Regions from separate parts of the Homo sapiens genome. Here all the other regions are linked to region 3. Evidence: read pairs that join two places in POLR2A ChIA-PET (ENCODE). Cell type or tissue: MCF 10A. All regions are shown on one strand. Each heading gives the region's core, and the rest is flanking DNA. Links, peaks and the distances in the headings are about the cores only.

The links. Peaks named below come from ENCODE experiments on the same cell type or tissue, not always from the same donor. Only the 100,000 strongest peaks of a DNase experiment are listed, where the experiment ranks them.
Region 1: POLR2A ChIA-PET joins it to region 3 with 7 read pairs; 5 of 35 experiments call an interaction of 5 or more read pairs at or near these places.
Region 2: POLR2A ChIA-PET joins it to region 3 with 5 read pairs; 2 of 35 experiments call an interaction of 5 or more read pairs at or near these places.
Region 4: POLR2A ChIA-PET joins it to region 3 with 8 read pairs; 5 of 35 experiments call an interaction of 5 or more read pairs at or near these places.

Annotation. Positions count from the first base shown.
Region 1 is chr10:114,168,324-114,173,124 of GRCh38, forward strand. The region is part of intron 1 of CCDC186 (coiled-coil domain containing 186); the gene reads right to left. Among named protein-coding and RNA genes, the nearest start is that of MIR2110, 3.5 kb to the right of the region's middle. In MCF 10A, for the core only: no CTCF peak of the experiment used is centred there; no DNase peak of the experiment used is centred there.
Region 2 is chr10:114,124,440-114,129,240 of GRCh38, forward strand. CCDC186 (coiled-coil domain containing 186) reads right to left here. Exons shown (of 16, transcript NM_018017.4): 14 at 3,022-3,232; 15 at 1,447-1,666; 16 at 1-787. The coding sequence ends at 704. Among named protein-coding and RNA genes, the nearest start is that of MIR2110, 47 kb to the right of the region's middle. In MCF 10A, for the core only: no CTCF peak of the experiment used is centred there; no DNase peak of the experiment used is centred there.
Region 3 is chr10:114,243,427-114,248,227 of GRCh38, forward strand. All of the region lies in intron 1 of VWA2 (von Willebrand factor A domain containing 2), which reads left to right. It also overlaps the pseudogene AURKAP2. Among named protein-coding and RNA genes, the nearest start is that of VWA2, 6.6 kb to the left of the region's middle. In MCF 10A, for the core only: no CTCF peak of the experiment used is centred there; a DNase peak (open chromatin) is centred at 2,175.
Region 4 is chr10:114,156,838-114,161,638 of GRCh38, forward strand. It overlaps CCDC186 (coiled-coil domain containing 186), which reads right to left. Exons shown (of 16, transcript NM_018017.4): 3 at 717-843. Among named protein-coding and RNA genes, the nearest start is that of MIR2110, 15 kb to the right of the region's middle. In MCF 10A, for the core only: no CTCF peak of the experiment used is centred there; no DNase peak of the experiment used is centred there.

The DNA.
Region 1 (4,801 bases), core at 566-4,565, 75 kb before region 3:
TTAATGAAAGAACTCACATTTCTACAAAATTATTTCCATACAAGAGCCACGTAAATGAAAACACTGTCTTCTGGTTCCATTTCCTGTTTTTCTAATTAGCAGTATAAACAACAAAAAATTTAGGTTTGATAAACTGCAAATATTGCCCCTATATATAACATCACTATTGTAAAATCTAAGATTGGTTCAAGGTATTTTTCAGACCCTGCATTTTGATGGACCAGCTGATGCCTGCCACCTGGACCACTAAACTGGCTCGACTGGTCTTGTGACTTGGCACAAGAAGACAGCCTCAACCCCTTATGAGTCATCCCCGACCCAACCAATCAGCATTCCCCATTCCCTAGCCCCCTGCCCACCAAATTATCCTTAAAAAACCCTAGTCTCCTAATTTTCAGGGAGATTGGTTTGAGTAATTAACTTCTTACTACTACTTGGCTGCCTCTGCATTTCTTAAAACTTTCTCTATTGCAATACTGCTGTCTCAGTAAACTGCCTCTATCTGTGCAGCAGGCAAGAACCTGTCAGGCGATTACAAACTCACAGATATTCAGTAACAGGTTATCAAACAAACTAGTCTCATGCAAAGGTACTAAGAGATACATTTCCAAACTAGATGTTCATTTTTACCAAATACATATTGAGCATCTATTAATATGTATTCTAGGTGTTGGGAACATGGCAGTGAATAAAACAGAAATCCTCATTTTATTCTTCGTGTTTTACTGCCAATAAACACTACAGTATTATGAATTCTACAGTATTTAATGTTACAGTATTTTAACTTTAAGGTTTGCCAGGGCTCCATCAGAAGCTAAGTAAGAAATGCAGAAGTGTTTTAAGTATATTAAGAGAAATTTGGCTTCATTCACAGACTATAAATTTTTAAATTATAAACTGTAGTACCATTCTTTTTTTTTTTTTTTTTTTTTTTTCTTAAAAATGGAGTCTCACTCTGTCACCCAGGCTGGAATGCAGTGGTGCCATCTTAGCTCACTGCAACCTCTGCCTCCTGGGTTCCAGCGATTCTCCCGCTCAGCCTCCCAAGTAGCTGGGATTACAGGGTTGTGCCATCACACCCAGCTAATTTTTGTATTTTTAGTAAAGATGGGGTTTCACCATGTTGGCCAGGCTCTCTGGAACTCCTGACCTCAAGCAATCCACCAGCCTCAGCCTCCCAAAGTGCTGGGATTACAGGCATGAGCCCCTGCGCCCAGCCCATACCATTCTTAAATAATACCAGTTGTACACTTCTCAAGTAATATCCATTAAGCAAACTGAACTTGAGACCACTCCTGTTCTTCAATATAATGGTTTATTGTCCTTTGTAGGAAAAGTACCTACATCAAAAGAGTTTGTATTCTCCAAAAACACCTTGAAAGCAGCATAAACAAAAGAATAACATCTTTCTGACTAGTTCTATCAAGATTGATATTGTAATTAATGTCAGAAGTAAAATCAAATCAAAAACGCATCCACACAGTTCAATGTAACCTGCTCACAACCCCCAAATAACTGACTTTTGATAAATAATTAACTTTAAAAGATACTTTCTGGATAAAGCTAGCTACCTACTTATTTATTTATGTGTAGAAACAGGGTCTCATTCTGTCATTCAGGCTGGAATGCAGTGGCTCAATCATAGGTCACTGCAGCTTCAAACTTCTGGGCTCAAGCAATCATCCCACTTAAGCCTCCCAAGTAGATAAGACTACAGGTGCATGCCACCATACCCAGATAATATTTTTAACTTAGCTTTTTAAAAACAGAATAATAGGATGGAAAAGAACTTGTGTATGAAACATGAAAATGTTGTTTCACATGATGAAAATACCTGACACTTAAGTTTCATACAAGGTGAATTTATGCAGATCAAATTCTGCTTTTAAAAGATAAAAACTGAGAGGGCTATTTCAAAAAAAAAACTGTAAATAAGTTCTACAAAAAGAAATAATTTTTAAAGTAGTCACATCCTATTAAGCTTTTGGGTAAAAGCTAACTTTTTATTATTAGAAACTATTAGAAACAGGGTCTTTTTCTGTCACCCAGGTTGGAGTGCAGTCAGAGGTCACTTGCAGCCTCAAATTCCTGGGCTCAACTGATCCTCCCACCTCAGCCTCCTAAGAAGCTGGGACTACAGGTACATGCCGCCAAACCCAGCTAATTTTTAAAAATGTTTTGTAGAGATGGAGTCTTGCTATGTTGCCCAGGGTGATCTCAAACTACTGGCATCAAGCAATCTTCTCACCTCAACCCCCCAAAAGTGCTGTGATTACAGATGTGAGCCACCATGGTTGGCACAAATTTAACTGTAATATACTGAGTTTAAGTGAAACAGCATTAGAATAAAAAAGTTTCCTTTAGTTCACCAGTTTGAAAAGTTTGTTTTATGAGACCAAGGTTATTTATCCCTGTGGGGGTATGTTTAGCTTTACAATCCAGACTCAGGGCAAGAACTTTATGATATGTGCATTATATCACACACACACACACAAAGATGTTTAAAAAAAAAGACTTGAGCAATAGATGCGGCAAGACCCCCCCACCCTCCACCAACTCCCAAATAGTACCAAATCCTGTGATAGGATAACAGGACAAAGAGAAATTATGGTCCATCAAAATTCCATGAAAAAGAGGGTCAGTGGCCACATCATAGTTCACCTTATCAAGTTACACCATATATGTCATATCAGCTCGGTAATTTTACATGTCTCCTATAAATACTTTAAAATACTAAAGCAGAAAGTTATCAGAAATGACTTCCTACTAATACAGAAATCTAATTTGAAGATTGCACTTGCACTTTAATGAGTCTAAGAAAACATGAAAAGTATTATCAGCTAATTTTCCTCCAAATCTGAAAAGGAATAAAGTAGGTAAAAAAAAATCTGACCTATAGTTCCTTTTTCAAAAAGGAAGGCTCTCAGGCCTTCCTTTACAGGTGGCTCACACCTGTAATCCCAGCACTTTGGGAGGCCTAGATGGGAGGATCAAATGAGGCCAGGAATTAAGAGAACAGCCTGGGAAACATAGCAAGACCTGGTCTATAAAAAATAATAATATATAATTTTTAATTAAAAAGATTAGTATGGTGGCCTGTGCCTGTTGTCCTAGCTACTCAGGAGGCTAAGGCAGGAGGATTGCTTGAGACCAGGAGTTCAAGGCTACAGTGAATTATGATCATACCACTATACTCCAGCCTGGGTGACAGATTGAGATCTTGTCTCAAAAAACTAAACAAAATGAAGCCTAGTATCTTTAAAAAAAATTTTTTTTCAAGTTATAAGCCTGCATTACATTAAAAAGTTTGGGTTAATGTTTAAATTTTGAAGACACCTTTGGCCAGAGTTGGTTAATTTGGTATGCTCTACTTTATTAAAAACATGAACTGATAGTCTACCGTGGGATTATGTAGTAAGTGCGGTAGACATTACATAGTCTACATAATCCCACAATTATCAGTTCAAGTGTCTTAATGATAGACAAATGTTAATAAGAAATACACTCACAATCCAATCAAAACTATGCTGGTGCTGATTTCCACTTTGTGTCTACTGTCCCTTCATCTCAGTATTTTTCCTTTTTCTTACTTTTTAGCCCAAATACATTTTTTAAATCTCAGTAGCTAAGAAAGTTCAAAGCAGTTTGAAACAATAGATTAAATTATCTATGATCTCACTGCTGCCCCTAAAATGAATACTAAGTATAACATTTGCAATACTGTAAACTCAGTGATATGTTTATGAGAAATTGAAAAACCAGCTTTAGTTATTTTAAGGTAGAGATAAAAGAAAAACCTAAGTTTTACTAAAAGAAAAAAAATTTCAGGGTAAGGATTCTTACTTTAACACGAAACTGTTGCATGAATTTGAGAAACTAGTGCAGATTACCAGTCCTTCTTCAAAGGGAAAGATTATTTTCTAAATCTCCAAATAAAGCTGCTTTGTGCTTCAACCTACTGTCTCTTCCTGGAGTCAGTATACTGCAATGCTTTTATCTTCACTCTGTGATGTCAGCATAAAGCTGCAAATAGATGTTTCTAAACTGAACATACTAAGCAATCATTAGCTATGCTGTCACTGCATAGCATTAAAGGACAACTCTACTTTATGGGTGAAAGAACTAAAAGGTTAGAGTGGTCACTGTGATACACACCAGCCAACCCTTTCCGTTAGCAATAAATAGGACTCAAAAGCCAATGACACACTATGGAATCTCCACTGTTTAAAGAAACCTTAAGTTTATATGCAGTTATTCTGAATTTAACAGGGCCTTTAAAAAACAAACACAATCCATGCATTTCCAGGGAGAATCTTCAGTAATCATACGTTTGCCTATTATGCTGTAAAAAGTTTTAATTCTTAATACTGCAAGATTCGTGATCTAATATCTTCACTGCATTAAAAATAACATGAAAAGACCAGAAATAAAAGAGAAAAATGAACCTAGCCAATCATTACTGTTTTTTATTTGTGTAATGTTGGATAAAGAATTGAAGTTACACAGGGAACAGTGTACATTACACACAGAGATAGTTCAGTTTCACTATCAATCTCTCTTGAACCTGAATCCTTCCCACGAGATGAACACTCGGTAAATATTAAGGTGTACTTGATAGTTGGGAAAGCCACACCCACAACTAGCATACCTAAATAGATAATAGCAGATTAATTTCTTCTGAATGACTACCAGCACACCTCTTGAAACCCTGATTTACTGAACACCTTAGAAGACAACACCCGGCCTATCGTTTTGGAAGAAAAAAAAGCTGGGCATCAAAGGAACATGACACACATGCAGA
Region 2 (4,801 bases), core at 297-4,296, 120 kb before region 3:
ATGTAATTTAAAATCATATTTTAAGTAACTAAAAACTTTAAAAATTCAACCATTAACTCAAACAATCAGAATCTGAAAAAATGTACCTAAAACAGATAAGAAAACCTGACAGAGGCAAACAATGCCTGATCATTGCTAGTTACCAAGAGCTAGCTTTCCTATTAAGTTCAGCTTTCATTAAAACTGAAATTAAAAGATTTAAATATTCATACACATCCCTAAAACTCACCCGATATGCTGGAGTGTAAAAATAAACATTTTTATCATTTGTTTTAGTTGTCTTGATGTTGGAGAAATAGCGTATTACTGAATGTTTACCACCTGTTTTCATGCATAATTTTTAAAAGGTGAGTCATTTTTGACATTACATATTTTAAAGGGAAGAAATATGAACAAAGGGTTTTTTATAAAAGCCCTTGTAATGTTCAACACTTCTTATGAATACAAGCAAATTAAGTTGTTTAGATTCAATGACAGGCTGTCATATTGCACCATACAAAAACAAATTTCATCAAAGCTTTCAGTCTTACAGTATATACAGCAATGCATTCATATTGTAAAAGGGTATTTTTTTGTGTACAGATGAAGCAAAACAATATTTTTACTGGCTGAAACAAAAAGTGGAACAAAGTCTCCAACAATAGAGGTCAGTGGCACCTACTCCTGTGTGGCTTTTGTCTCTTTACTGAGCAAGAGGCTTGTTTTAGGTTTTCTTTGTCCTCTGTTCTAGTTCATGCTGGTGTTTAATAAGACGTTCTATTTCTGTTCCAAGTGTTTGTAGATTTTCCTTTAATAATTGGGGTGAGGGGAAAGGGAAGAGAAAAACAAAAGTATAATAAATAAAACAATTCAGTTTGAACTATTTTTTGCCTAAATTTTGGAAATGAAAGAGTGGTTAGTCCTAAATGCTATGTCAGATAAACTAGTGACACACAGCTGTTTTCAGTAAAGTACTCCTGTCCATTTCAAAGTAACACTCAAACTTTCTACTGAAGCTACAGCAATTTTTAATGCATAAAATGATTACTTACTATTACTGATTTTAAAATTATTTTTAAACTAACTACTAATTTTCAAGGCCCACCCACAGCAAAAATAAAATATTAACTGCAAAAAATAAAATAAAGCTGAAAAATAAATCAGAAATGTCATAATCTTAAAAAATTATTTTAGCAATCAAAACTAATTATATGTCAAAGCCCATCCAATGCAAATTTAATGACATCTTAGTGTCTGTCAAATACAAAATTAATTTTTGCTATTTTTCATCTTTCCTAATATAAAAAACTATACTTTTTAAAAAGAGAAAATCACGAAACTTCATCTTTGGGTAAAATGACTGCCTTGCATTACAGAAACAGCCCAGCTGATTGCTAGATCAGACTGTGAAACAGGCATCATTTTGCCATGTTTACTGGTTGGTGTGTGAATGAGAAACACAAATACCTTCAAAGTAATATTTTTTAGTAACGTATCCTCCAAAACAGCCTGTAATTTTCGGTTGATTTCCAAAGAGAGCTCCAATGTTAATCCATTGTCAGCTGGATGGGATGTATATAAAGATGCCATGATGCCACCCCGTCTACTTAAATGAACTTTGTTAAAATCAGATGCCTCTGAAGAAAGTGTGCCTGATTCTTCTCGTAAAATATAACTTTGAATTATTCTGCAAAACAAAATGATAGTATCAGTTGTGTACTTGTAGAATTAAAAAAAATGGAATCTGCAAAAGTCAACTAATCATAAAGATAAGCATAAAATAAATATTAGGTTAATAACCTAACTATATTAGAAAAGAATTCTCCTTATTCAGATGGTTTCTTAAACTATCTCATTTTTGTTCTATTGTAGCATTCGGAGTAAAGACATATAAACATTGCTTTTCTATTTCTTTCCTTATTAATCAAAAGTTGAGCTTTTTTGTTTGTTTTTAAAGAGATAAGGTCTCATTTTGTCACCCAGGCTGGAGTGCAGTGACACAAACATAGCTCGCTGCAGCCTCCACTGCATCGGCTCAAGCGATCCTCCTGCCTCAGCCTTCTGAGCAGCTAGGACCACAGACATGTACCACCATGCCTGAATAATTTTTTTTTTGAGATGGGGTCTTGCTATGTTGCTCAGGCTGGTTGACCTCCTAGCCTCAAGCAATCCTCCTGCCTCGGCCTCCGGCCTCCCAAAGTGCTGGGATTACAGGTGTGAGACACCATACCTAGCTGAGCAATTTCTTTATTGCTCAATTTCTGTTAATATTTTCTGTTTTCCTCTTATTAGACTTACAACTTGCTGTACTTTATGCTCTTTCTTTTAAAAGTCACAGGCAAACTTTCCTATAAGTCTAAAATTATTTCAAAATAAAAATTAAAAAGTCATTGGAAAAGGCCCACAATATAAAAAAACTTTTATTTACATAAAACAGAATTTGTGAGAGGAATTTGGCGCAGCACTCCTGAGTTACTCAGAGCTGGGTTTGGATCTCCAGCTCTAGGTCTGTCACACAGGGGATGAACGGTGACCCTGGAACATTTAGTGATGTGACCTGAGCCCCACTTATCTGCAAAATTAGAGAACTCACGCACTGAGTGGTTGTAAGCAATCAATGAGATACCGCCAAGCCACAGGCACAGCGCCTTGTACTACTAGGTACTCAATAAATTATCCCACTACATCCTACCCAACAGGAAAAAAAATCCACAACCCCATATATACCTCTTAGAGCCACAGTCATGAAAATAAAAAGCTAAGTAAAGCATTATCTTTTTAAAATCTAAAGTTGTTTAAGTATCTTAAAAATATTAACACTGACTGAACTCTCTATCACCTTAAAGGAAAGACGTGTTTTATTTCATCTTAGTATTCACAAAACCTAGAACATAATAGGTGACCATAAAAGACTGGGAACTGAATAACTATAATTATTTTTTGAAAGATAGGTTCTTGATATGACTAATTTTAAAAACAGTAACTTTGCTATATGAGTAACGGTATTTTGAAGACCGATCATGCTACCGTAATAATACATACTTTGTTTTTTTCCTAATTTCTTCCACCAGTTGTTTGATGTGGTCCTCCATAAATTCTATCTTTTCATTTTTCCGGGCATGTGCTTTTTGCAGCCTAACTATTCTCTCAATCAACATGGCCTTATCTACTTGTGGAAAGTTATCCACAGCTACTGAGGACCCAGTATTTTCTGGAGATCGATCTTCTGCACTGCTTCGAGCATTCAGGGACCCTGAAGACAAAAAAAATTGGTTTAGATACTGTGCTTAATCTAACATCACCTCTCATCTCATATATTACTTATTCCAGCATCATTTCAAATATTCACTCTAACAGAGTTGGACACAGAAGACAACACAGGTCAACGTGGCTGAGGTTCTGGTTTCTGAATATACTGGTGACAGAAGTACCAACAGGGTCTATACTGTATCTCTCAGGAAGTGGTAATAGAGCAACAAGGATCTCAAAAAGAATAACAAGTCTAAAGTGAGACCAAAATTAAACTATAACAGAACAAAGCAGAGAGGAGGAGGAAGGGAGGAGAGGAACAGAGGTATGAGAGGAGACAGAAAAAGAGAGGTTAGAATATAGTGGGTTAAGCTCTGAGGACAGCCTGTCTAGGTTCAAATACTACTCCTCTACTTACTAACTGTGTGACTTTGGACAAGGTATTTAATTTTCTGTGCCTTGGTTATGTCATCTTAAAATGGCATAAATGATATTATTTACCTCACAGGATTGTTATCCTCATTTAAATGAATACATGTGAAATGCTTAGAAAAAGGCATATAGTAAGCATTATGTAGTGTTAGGTATTACTTTTACCAACATCAATGAGAAGAATCTGATCCTCTTTACCCTACAAAGATTAGTTTTTTCCAATCCGATTTTATAGCTTTAAGTAATATATCTTATCCAAAGTTATATAATGAATAAATGGCAGAGCTGGGATCTAAATACATGTCTATAATTTCAAATCCATGTTCTTTCTACTACACATTTTTTCCCACTATTGTAACAACTGATGATGGTTTTCTCCTAATGTGCAACCTCTGGGAGGCAATATAGTGTACTGCCAAGCAAGGACTGTGGAGTCAAAGAGTTCTCACTGTGGATTTTGGGTGAATCATGCAGCCTCTCTGAATCTTGGTTTCCTTATCTGTAAAATGGGAATTATAATACCTACCTCACATGAATTTTTTGCAGGGTAAATGGTATGTTTCAAGTGCTTAGCATGGTTCTTGGCATTCCAAAAAAAGACACAAACACTGATATTTTGCTAATTATCATTTTCACAATGGGTTCAATCATAATTTTATAGACTCTACCCATTTTTACTTTAGGACATAGGTATATCATGAGAAAAACTAAAAGATGTAAAAATATATACATGTGCACATATATGTAAAAATCTGATACACAATGATGACATCTTCATTTGTTCTTGGGTGTTAAAAGAAAAAGAGAGAGACCACTGTACACCAAATCTCTTTGTATGAATTAACGTAAATTTCAATTTTAAAAAACGGAAGAGGAAGCTGTTGCACAGAATAAAGCAGCAGCAGGCTAGAAAAAAGAAGGGGCTGGGCGCGGAGGCTCAAGCCTGTCATCCCAGAACTCTGGGAGGCCAAGGTGGGAGGATCACTTGAAGCCAGGAGTTCAAGATCAGCCTGGGCAACATAGTGAGATCTTGTCTATACAAAAAACAAAACAAAAACATAAAAACAAAAAATAAACATTAGCTAGGCGTGGTGGCAAGTGCCTATAGTTCCGGTTACTTGAGAGGCTGAGGTGGGAAGAT
Region 3 (4,801 bases), core at 288-4,287:
GAGCCAAATATTTTACCAAAGGTTACAAGGAAGATGATTGTTCCAGCAAGGACTTCCCCACCGGATATTTTTACCTCTGATTTTAGTCTTCCCATTCAGGTGTGTACTGTTCTGGTAAAGGGCTCAGATTTCCATCCTGCTGATTTGGAGGAGGCTGCCAACGGCTAATCTATTTGGGGTTGGAATTGCATTTTGTAAGGAGGTAGAAATGGTTTCCTCTTTTTCCCTACACTCATTTCATTTCCGATGGTAGAGAAGGCAGACATTATCCTGCAAAACTGCCTTCAGCGATCCCCAATCCGGCTCTTCTTTTTTTAAAAAGTAGCTTTGTTTTGGCTTTTATTTCTTCCTGTGTCACGGAAAATGTAATTCCTGGGTAGTGCACAGTGGAAATTTTTGTGGCATCCTGCAGCAGACTTCACATGCCTGCTGTCCCAAGTGCAGCTGGTGCTGCGTGGGAACCAGGATCCGAAGGCCACACTCTGTTGAGGAGATCAGGGGCGTGGAGAGCATCTACATCCATGGATGAGAACTCCAGAAGCCAGGAATAACAAGTGGGATTAGCATGAGTAATGGAACAGAAGGGAACAAGGTGATGAGCGAGGTGTAACGGAAAAGGCTTGGTGAGGCATACCTGAGAATGGGTGGTCTGTTCCAGCCCCTGGCTTGCAGATCACTCCCAACTACTTTGTAGGAAGCCAGAGGGCCCTGGTAAATCTCATCTTGTGCCGGATGGAGTGTGAGAGCTGCTGGCAGGTATTAGCTGGGGGAGAAATTGCCAACGTGCAGGATTCAGGGTGGCAGATTTTTTAAATTATGCTTCTGTGCTTCTGAACTGCCTCTAGTTCATAGCCTGTTTTCTGGAGCCTGGACTTCTGCCAGAGTGTCACCTCTTACCGGCAGCCCCAACACCTCTCCCTTGTTGAACATCCTGTGGCAGCTTCCCCCAGAACCGGGAAGGTGACGCTAGGAGGCCAGAATGGAATCTGATCCACTGATTAGCTGTGTAAGCTGGGGCAGAACACTTCACTTCTCCATGTCTCAGCTTCCTCACCTGTGAAATGGGAATAGTACACCCTCCCTGGCTGGCTGCGAGGATTAGGAGAGAAGACATGAAGGGCGGAGCCTGTGTGTCTTGTGGCAGGCACATAAGAAATGCTCATTACATGGTAGTAGCTGTTGATTTTTATTGTGGAATTCACCCTTTAAAAAAAAAGCTTTCCAGGTGTAGGGCTGTATTTTGGAGGTCAAATTAGTATTGTAGGAAAATTTTGATATGAGAGGGGAATGAGCTGCCTATTCGAGATGACTGGATGGGAATAGAGTGCAAACAATACTTCAACATCATCGCAATAGCGTTCATTTCATTAATCTTGGTATAAAAAAGAATGCAGTGAACACAGTGAGTGCAATGATGCCCTGAAAGGGTCCCTCTAGCCCTCCCACAGGAGGTATTCTGGTGCTTTGTTTATCTAGCAAGCAAGGACCTCCCCTACTATACATCAGGCACATGCAGGTCTCTGGAGCTCCAGCAGAGACTAGATAGTCTGTAGTCTCAGGCATTTGCCGCCTGGCAGTCAAGACAAACGTATCACTGGGCAGTTTCAGCGTGGGCTGTGTGACAGTAGGGATTGTATTGAGGGGGACAGGGGAGGGAGGTGCTGCAGAAGTTGCAGAGCCAACACCGTCTGATTGATCCAAACAGCTAGGAGAAGGCATTTGACATCCTGTGTGCATTTGCAGATTGCCAACATACATTCTATTTTAATGAGCAGAAACTTGGGCGCCTCTGGAAAAACATGCAGCTGGGCAAGCAGAGGCACATAGTGGATCGAGATCAAGCTGCTTAAGTTGGTCTCATAGCACGGAGGGAAGGGGACTGTGTTTACTGGGTGCCTTCCTATGTGGCAGGAACCTTCTGTACTTCCTTCCACTTTATCCTCACAGCAGCCTGGGGAGGTGGCTGCCAGAATCCTTGTTTTATAAATAATTAACAGGCCTGAGCCTCAGTCTCCTGCCAGTGCCCAGGGTCAGAAGCTGTAACTCCGTAAAATCGTCCTGAACCTAAGGAATAGAGACAGCATTGAGAAGCTCTTCACCGCATCCTCAATGCCTCGCCATTGCCTGACTCACAGGCGGCAGGTGGGGGCTTGTTCTGCCTCTGTGGTGTGGAGTAAGAGGGAAAAAAAAAATGTCCTTAGGGGAAAATGAGTCTTTCTTGCTGGCATGCACAGGGCTGGAAGCTAGCAGGAAGTATGTGCTGCAGGCCAGTATCCTTCTCACCACCTTTCTCCCTTTGATCGTGTCTGTAGAGCTCCTGACATACTGGCTCTTGCCATGTTAGGTGTCTGATTTTCACTTAGATCAGGAGAAGACTTGAGCCTCTTAGTCATTTGAAGCAGGAAGACCCTGCACGAAGACTCTCAGCTGGCAGGGACATTTGTTTTATAATAGTTTGTTTTAGGACTGCTTTGAAATCCAAGGAGCTCTATAGACAGTTCCAAGTGGTGCATATTTTAGAATTAGGTAGAATCTGGTGGCATCATGGAAATAACCACACAGTCTGAGAATATTGGGTGGTCAGTACATGCTCCATCCTCCAGGAGGACCACTCTCTGTGGCACCCTGGACTACCTGCCCCCGCCCCCCGCCCAAGATGATTGGAGGTCAGATGCATGGTGAGAAGGTAGATCTCTGGAGCCTTGGTGTTCTTTGCTATGAATTTTTAGTTGGGAAGCCTCCTTTTGAGGCAAACGTACACCAAGAGACCTACAAAAGAATATCACGGGTTGGGCTGGGCATGGTGGCTCACGCCTGTAATCCCAGCACTTCGGGAGGCCGAGGCGGTCGTATCACCTGAGGTCAGGAGTTCAAGACCAGCCTGATCAACATGGTGAAACCCCGTCTCTACTAAAAATACAAAAATTAGCTGGGCGTGGTGGCGCATGCCTGTAATCCCAGCTACTCAGAAGGCTGAGACAGGAGAATCGCTTGAACCCGGGAGGCAGAGGTAGCAGTGAGCCAAGACCATGCCATTGCATTCCAGCCTGGGCAACAAGAGTGAAAGAAACTCCATCTCAAAAAAAAAAAAAAAAAAAACGAGTATCATGGGTTGAATTCACATTCCCTGACTGTAACAGAGGGACCCAGGACCTCATTTTAAGACTGTTGAAGCATAATCCCAGCCAGAGGCCAATGCTCAGAGAAGTACTTGAACACCCCTGGATCACAGCAAATTCATCAAAACCATTAAATTCCCAAAACAAAGAATCAACTAGCAAACAGTCTTAGGAATCGTGCAGGGGGAGAAATCCTTGAACCAGGGCTGCTGTATAACCTTTCAGGAACATGCTACTAAAATTTATTTTACCATTGACTGCTGCCCTCAATCTAGAGCGCTACAAGAAATATTTGTTTTACTGAGCACCTGGCAATGCCTGAACCTCCCTATTCAGAAAGCTCCACATCAATAAACATGACACTCTGAAGTGAAAGTAGCCACAAGAATTGTGCTACTTATACTGGTTCGTAATCTGGAGGCAAGGTTCCGCTGCAGCTGCCCCCTCAGCCTGGGCCAGGCATGGTTTCTTCCCAGGAGACAAATCCAGAGTGTGGCTGTGGGGAAAGTGACCACTTTGCCCTGACTCGATCGGTTAAGGAGCTGTGCAATAACCTTCCCAGTACCTGAGTGAGTGTGTCACTTATTGGGTTGGCCAAGCCTAGTAAAGCTGTTGGAATGAGGATGTGATTCTTTTTAAGTGTGAAAAAAAAAAAAAAGATTTCTGTACAGATTTGTATTTGTTCTCTGGTGGCATTCCCTTAGAAATGCTCTGTGTCTGTCCAGCACCCCGGTAGGCCTGGTTGGGTTTCTAGTCATCTTTAACCACTTATCTCCCATATGAGAGTGTATAAAATAGGAACACATGCTCTACCTCCATTTAGGGACTTGCAACCTCTGCATCCCAGGTTCAAGTGATTCTCCTGCCTCAGCCTCCTGAGTAGCTGGAATTATAGGTGCCCACCACCATGTCTGGCTAATTTTTTGTATTTTCAGTAGAGACACTGTTTCACCGTGTTGGCCAGGCTGGTCGTGAACTCCTGAACTCAGGTGATCCACCTGCCTCGGCCTCCCAAAGTGCTGGGATTACAGACAAGAGCCACCGCGAAGGGCTTATTTTTTAAAAAACACTGGAGTCATGGCATGTGTGTAAACTTTAAATATGCAAATAACTATGTCAAAAAAAAAAACAAAACGGAGCTGGATGTATCTTGAGGTCCAAACATCATAGGTCCATGATGGAGGCAGGAGTCCAATGGGACTTTTAAAACCATAAAACAGCTTAGCCACATCAGGGCCCTTCTCTTCACTTTGTAAGGGAGGAACCACAGCCTCTCCCAAGGTCACAGGGCACCAGGATGAGGATGAGGGCCCCTGGGTTCATGTAGGCTCTCTGCCACCATGGGGCAGGTGTGGCTCCTGCATGGGTGGTGAAGTTTTTTTTTAAAAAAACTTCTCAAAAAATAATTTTTCTCAGCCAAGTGTGGTGGCATGTACCTGTAGTCCCAGCTACTCGGGAGGCTGAGGCACAAAAATCACTTGAACCCCGGGAGGCGGAGGTTGCAGTGAGCCAAGATCGTGCCACTGCATTCCAGCCTGGGCTACAGAATAAGACTCCATCTCAAAAAAAAAAAAAAAAGTCCTCTTCCTTCAGCCGGATTACGATTTATAAATAATTTAGATGATTAGTGGATAATTTAGATAGTGCAGGCTTTCTTCAGATGTTGTCTTCTTAGCTAGGGG
Region 4 (4,801 bases), core at 446-4,445, 86 kb before region 3:
TTAAAAATACTGAGAATGGAACCATACCAAAATATAAACTTAAAAACATCCTAATGCCAGACATAAACTTTTATATTTCCATTGCTTCCTCCCTGTTGGCAACAACAGTCTAGTTGACTGTCAACTCAAATCGTCTTTTTGCTTATTTTGAACATAACAGAGTATGTTCTACTACATGCAGTACAGGAGTCACATGCATAAGAATAAACTTACATAAAAGGAAATACATCAGGCTATGAGTCCTACTTTGTAAAGGAGAATGGTTTAAATGCCATGCAATTCTCTGCATTTAAAATATGATTTACCTTATAGAACTCCAACCTACATGCAAGTTTTCAGAATTTTTTTTTTTTTTTTTTTTTTTGAGACAAGGTCTCACTCTCTCACCCAGGCTGGAGTACAGTGGCACGATCTCAGCTCACTGCTGCCTCAATCTCCCCGGCTCCAGTGATCCACCCACCTCAGCCTCCTTAGTAGCTGAGATTACAGGCGCATGCTACCATATGCAGCTAATTTTCTATTTTTTTTTTTTTTTGTAGAGACAGGGTTTCACCATGTTGCCCAGGCTGGTCTCAAACTCCTGGGCTCAAGTAATCCGCCCACCTTGGCCTCCCAAAGTGCTACGATTACAGGCATGAGCTGCCACAATCGGCTGCCAGGAATGTATTTATTTTATTAATTGAAGTATAGTCTTCGAAGATTTTTGTCTTTTTTACCTGTTTAATTGTGTTCATATGCTGCTTCTCAGTTTCTGTTCTTTTCTTTAGTTCTTCTCTTAAATTGTCTTTTTCTGAACAAATGTCTACGAAGAGCTCCTGATGCTTCTTATTTTCTTTAATTAACCTAAATATAAAAAGGGCAGTGTATGTAAAACATAATTTAAAATGGAGATAAAATAATATGTGGAATATAATTTCTTTACAGATCAGGGTACAGATATCTATAATTATTCATTATGTTAATAAATTAACATTCCTAAATAATCATTTTATAGTGAAACATAATACTTTGCAAAAGATTCTCTGGCCCATTAGGCTATTAACTTTTCCCTAGAAATATGAATATTTCAAATCAAAATAGAATCATATGAATGAAAAGCACACCCTTCCAGATTTATACCTTCAGGTATCTCAATTATGCACCAATCCTGTCAGCACTGGCACTCTTCAAATAAGTGGTTCTCAGCCACGGGCAATTTTGCCCTTCCAGGCATTTGTCTGAAGACATTTTTGGTTGTCCTAACAAGGGTAGGGGCTGCTACTGGCATCTAGTGGATGGAGGCCAGGGATGCTGCTAAACATCCTACAATGCACAAGACAACTCCAACAACAACAAAGAATCTGGCCCCAAGTGGCGATACTGCTAAAGTTGAAAAGTCTTGCTTCAGATTTTAAAAATATTTTAATGATAGTCTAATAGTTATAATGTACAGTCAATGTAAAACAGCAAAATAAAATCTAAGCAGAAATATCATCTTGAATTCCCCTAGAAAAACAGAAATAAAGTCTCAAAAACTGCCTGCAAAGTGCTTAGAAATGTAAGATGCCTAAGAAAGCTAACAGCAAGTACTCTAGGACTAATTAGCAATAGCTGTAACCTAACATTTATTGCACACTTGCTATTGGCTAAATTTAGCTTTTTTAATTTAAAAAAGTGTATTATTTCATTTAGTATTCAAAATAAGTCTATGAAATTATTATCATTACCATCACTTCTGTTTTACGAATTAAAAAAAAAAAAAACTAGTTAGGCATGATGGCTCATGCCAGGAGTCCCAGGAAAAGCACTTGATCCCAGGAGTTCCAGGCTGCAGTGAGCTCCACTGCACTCCTGCCTGGGCAACAGAATAAGACCTTTGTCTCTAAAAATAAAATAAAAATATTAACAGCAAAACAAAACTGAAGCCTAAGACTTGTTCCAGGTCACACAGCTAGTAAGCAGTTGAACTTTCAATTTTGTTTTGGATCCAGGTATACTTCCAAAGCCCCAGGCCTTTCCACCTTCTACTTTGAAGATCACTCATTAACTCAACCAGTACTTACTCAGCATCTATTTTATGTGGGAAATATGTCAGCAAATAGTCCCTGCCCTCGTGGAACTTACATTCTAGGGGATAAAATAAAAATGGACCCTAGATATATAATAAAATGTCAGCTGGTGATTAAATCCTATTAAGAAAAATAAAGGAGAGCGAAAAGCCAGAGAGTGACTTGAGCTGCTATTTTAGATAAGTAGTCTAGATAGGCCTCTCTGAGAAGGTGACAGCTGAGCCTAGGAATCAGTGAGGAAACAATCATACAAATGTTTGGAAAAAAGGCAAATATATGCATGTTTATTCAAGCCTTTTATGACACAGTGGTTTAACTTAGATCATTTATGTGAGGCATACTCAATTGCTACAGAAAACTACTTGAGACACAAGAGTCCTGCCTATAGTTCACAAGTGAACAACAAAGGGAGGGGGAAGTGAAAAGCAGTAAACACTCAATTTGTTACTTATGTGCCAAATGCATATTCTATATACAGACAACTGTTCTTAATTAAGAATTTTGGTCCCAGCACTTTGGGAGGTGGAGGCGGGTGGATCATGAGGTCAAGAGACCGAGACCACCCTGGCAAACATGGTGAAACCCCGTCTCTACTAAAAATACAAAAATTAGCTGGGTGTGGTAGGGCGTGCCTGTAGTCCCAGCTACTCAGGAGGCTGAGGCAGGAAAATCGCTTGAACCTGGGAAGCGGAGGTGGCAGTGAGCCAAGATCCGCCACTGCACTCTAGCTCAGTGACAGAGCGAGACTCCGTCTCAAAAAAAAAAAAAAAAAAAAAAAAGAATTTTAGGCTAGGCACAGTGGTGCATGCCTGTAATCCTGGCACTTTGGGAGGCCAGTGTGGGTGGATAGCCTGAGTTCTGGAGTTCCAGACTAGCCTGGGCAACATCGTGAAACCCCATCTCTAAAACAAAAAAACCACAAAAGTATTAGCTGAGCCTAGTGGTGCGCACCTGTTGTCCAAGCTACTTGGGATGCTGAGGTGGGAGGACAACTTGAGCACAGGAGGTTGACGCTGCAGTGAGCTGAGATCACACCCACTACACTCCAGCTTGGGCAAGAGAGCAAGACCCTATCTCAAAAAAATAAAATAAAGAATTTTTGGGCCAGGCGCAGTGGCTCACGCCTGTAATCCCAGAACTTTGGGAGGCTGAGGCAGGTAGATCACTTGAGGTCAGGAGTTCAAGACCAGCCTGGCCAACATGGCAAAACCCTGTCTCTACTAAAAATACAAAAATTAGCCGGGTGTAGTGGTAGGCACCTGTAGTCCCAGCTACTTGGGAGCCTGAAGTAGGAGAATTGCTTGAATCCAGGAGGCAGAGGTTGCAGTGAGCTGAGGTCGCGCCACTGCACTCCAGCCTGTGTGACACAGCACAACTCCACCTCAAAAAAAAAAAAAAAATTTGGTTGGAACCTTAGACAGTAATATTGATGTGTTCAAAAATCAAAGAACAGAAATAAAGAGAAGAATGGTGCTTGCCAGGGCACAGGGGGTGAGGGAAAAGGGGAGATATTGGCCAAAGCCTACAGACTTTTCAGTTATAAAATGAGTAAGTTCTGGGGATCTAATATACTCCATGGTGATAACAGTTAATAATATCATATTGTACACTTGAAATTTGTTTAGACAGTAGATCTTAAATGTTCTCACCACACACACACAAAGGTAACTGTGATGTGACCGATGTGGTAACTAACTTGATTGTGGTAATCATTTCACGATGTATATCAAATCATCACATTGTACCTCTTTAAATATATACAATTTTATCAGTTATATTTCAATAAAGCTGGGGGAAAAATGAGGGAATGTATAAACAAAGATTTGGAAATAGATGCATTCATTAAAATTTCAAAGAAAGTAAAAGGAAGTTTTCTTCATAGAAAATTAGATGAAGAAAAAAGTTAAGAAAAAAATTTAGTTGTTTTAGAGTTAACCTGACTCACAAAGTATTTTATTTGGAATTAAAAACATCATGTGTATAACCAAAAATTAACCTTGATTTAAAATAACATCTGACATTTGTGTAATGTCCTAATGTCCACAAACAGTTCCATCAGGTAAGTATTGTCACTCTAAGGTGAAAAATCTTTCACTCAAAGAGGTTGACTTGGCCAAGACAACAGAGCTGGCAAATGCCAATGGGTATCTTCCAAATACCAGACATCAGAATTATGATTATTCCACTCACCCGTGCTGTCACTGTTCTGACAGGATGAAGCAAAAAAGAGAAACCAATTTTCTACCCTATTCCTCATATTTTTAGGTAAATTTAACACCTTGTAACTGGTTCATTTCTAATAACCGTATTTGAAAAAGCTCTAAAGCTCCACTCACAAAGCTCAGATTTTAACTTTGCATTTGTTAGCATGTGGCCTTGAGCAAGTTACTTTTTCTCTCTCTGCGCTTCAGGTAACTCATCTGTACAATGGGGATAACAGCACATGTCACAGAGAGTTCTTGTGAAGAATCCATGAACTAATAAATGTAATATACCAGGCACCTAATTATCAGCATATACATGTTTACTGCTATTATTATTAAATGTATAACATCTTATAATTTATAAGGGAGGTATGAAAATGGTAAGAGTCTAGATCTCAGTAAAGTGGGAAGAGGCATCAGAGATAATCTCAAGAGGAAGGTCTAAAAGAATAGGTACAGGCTACAGGAAAATGAGAAAGTTACCCTATAAAATGCAAGAATAGCAGCAGCACTGATGGTTCAAGTACAAAAGCATACAGTTTATTCACA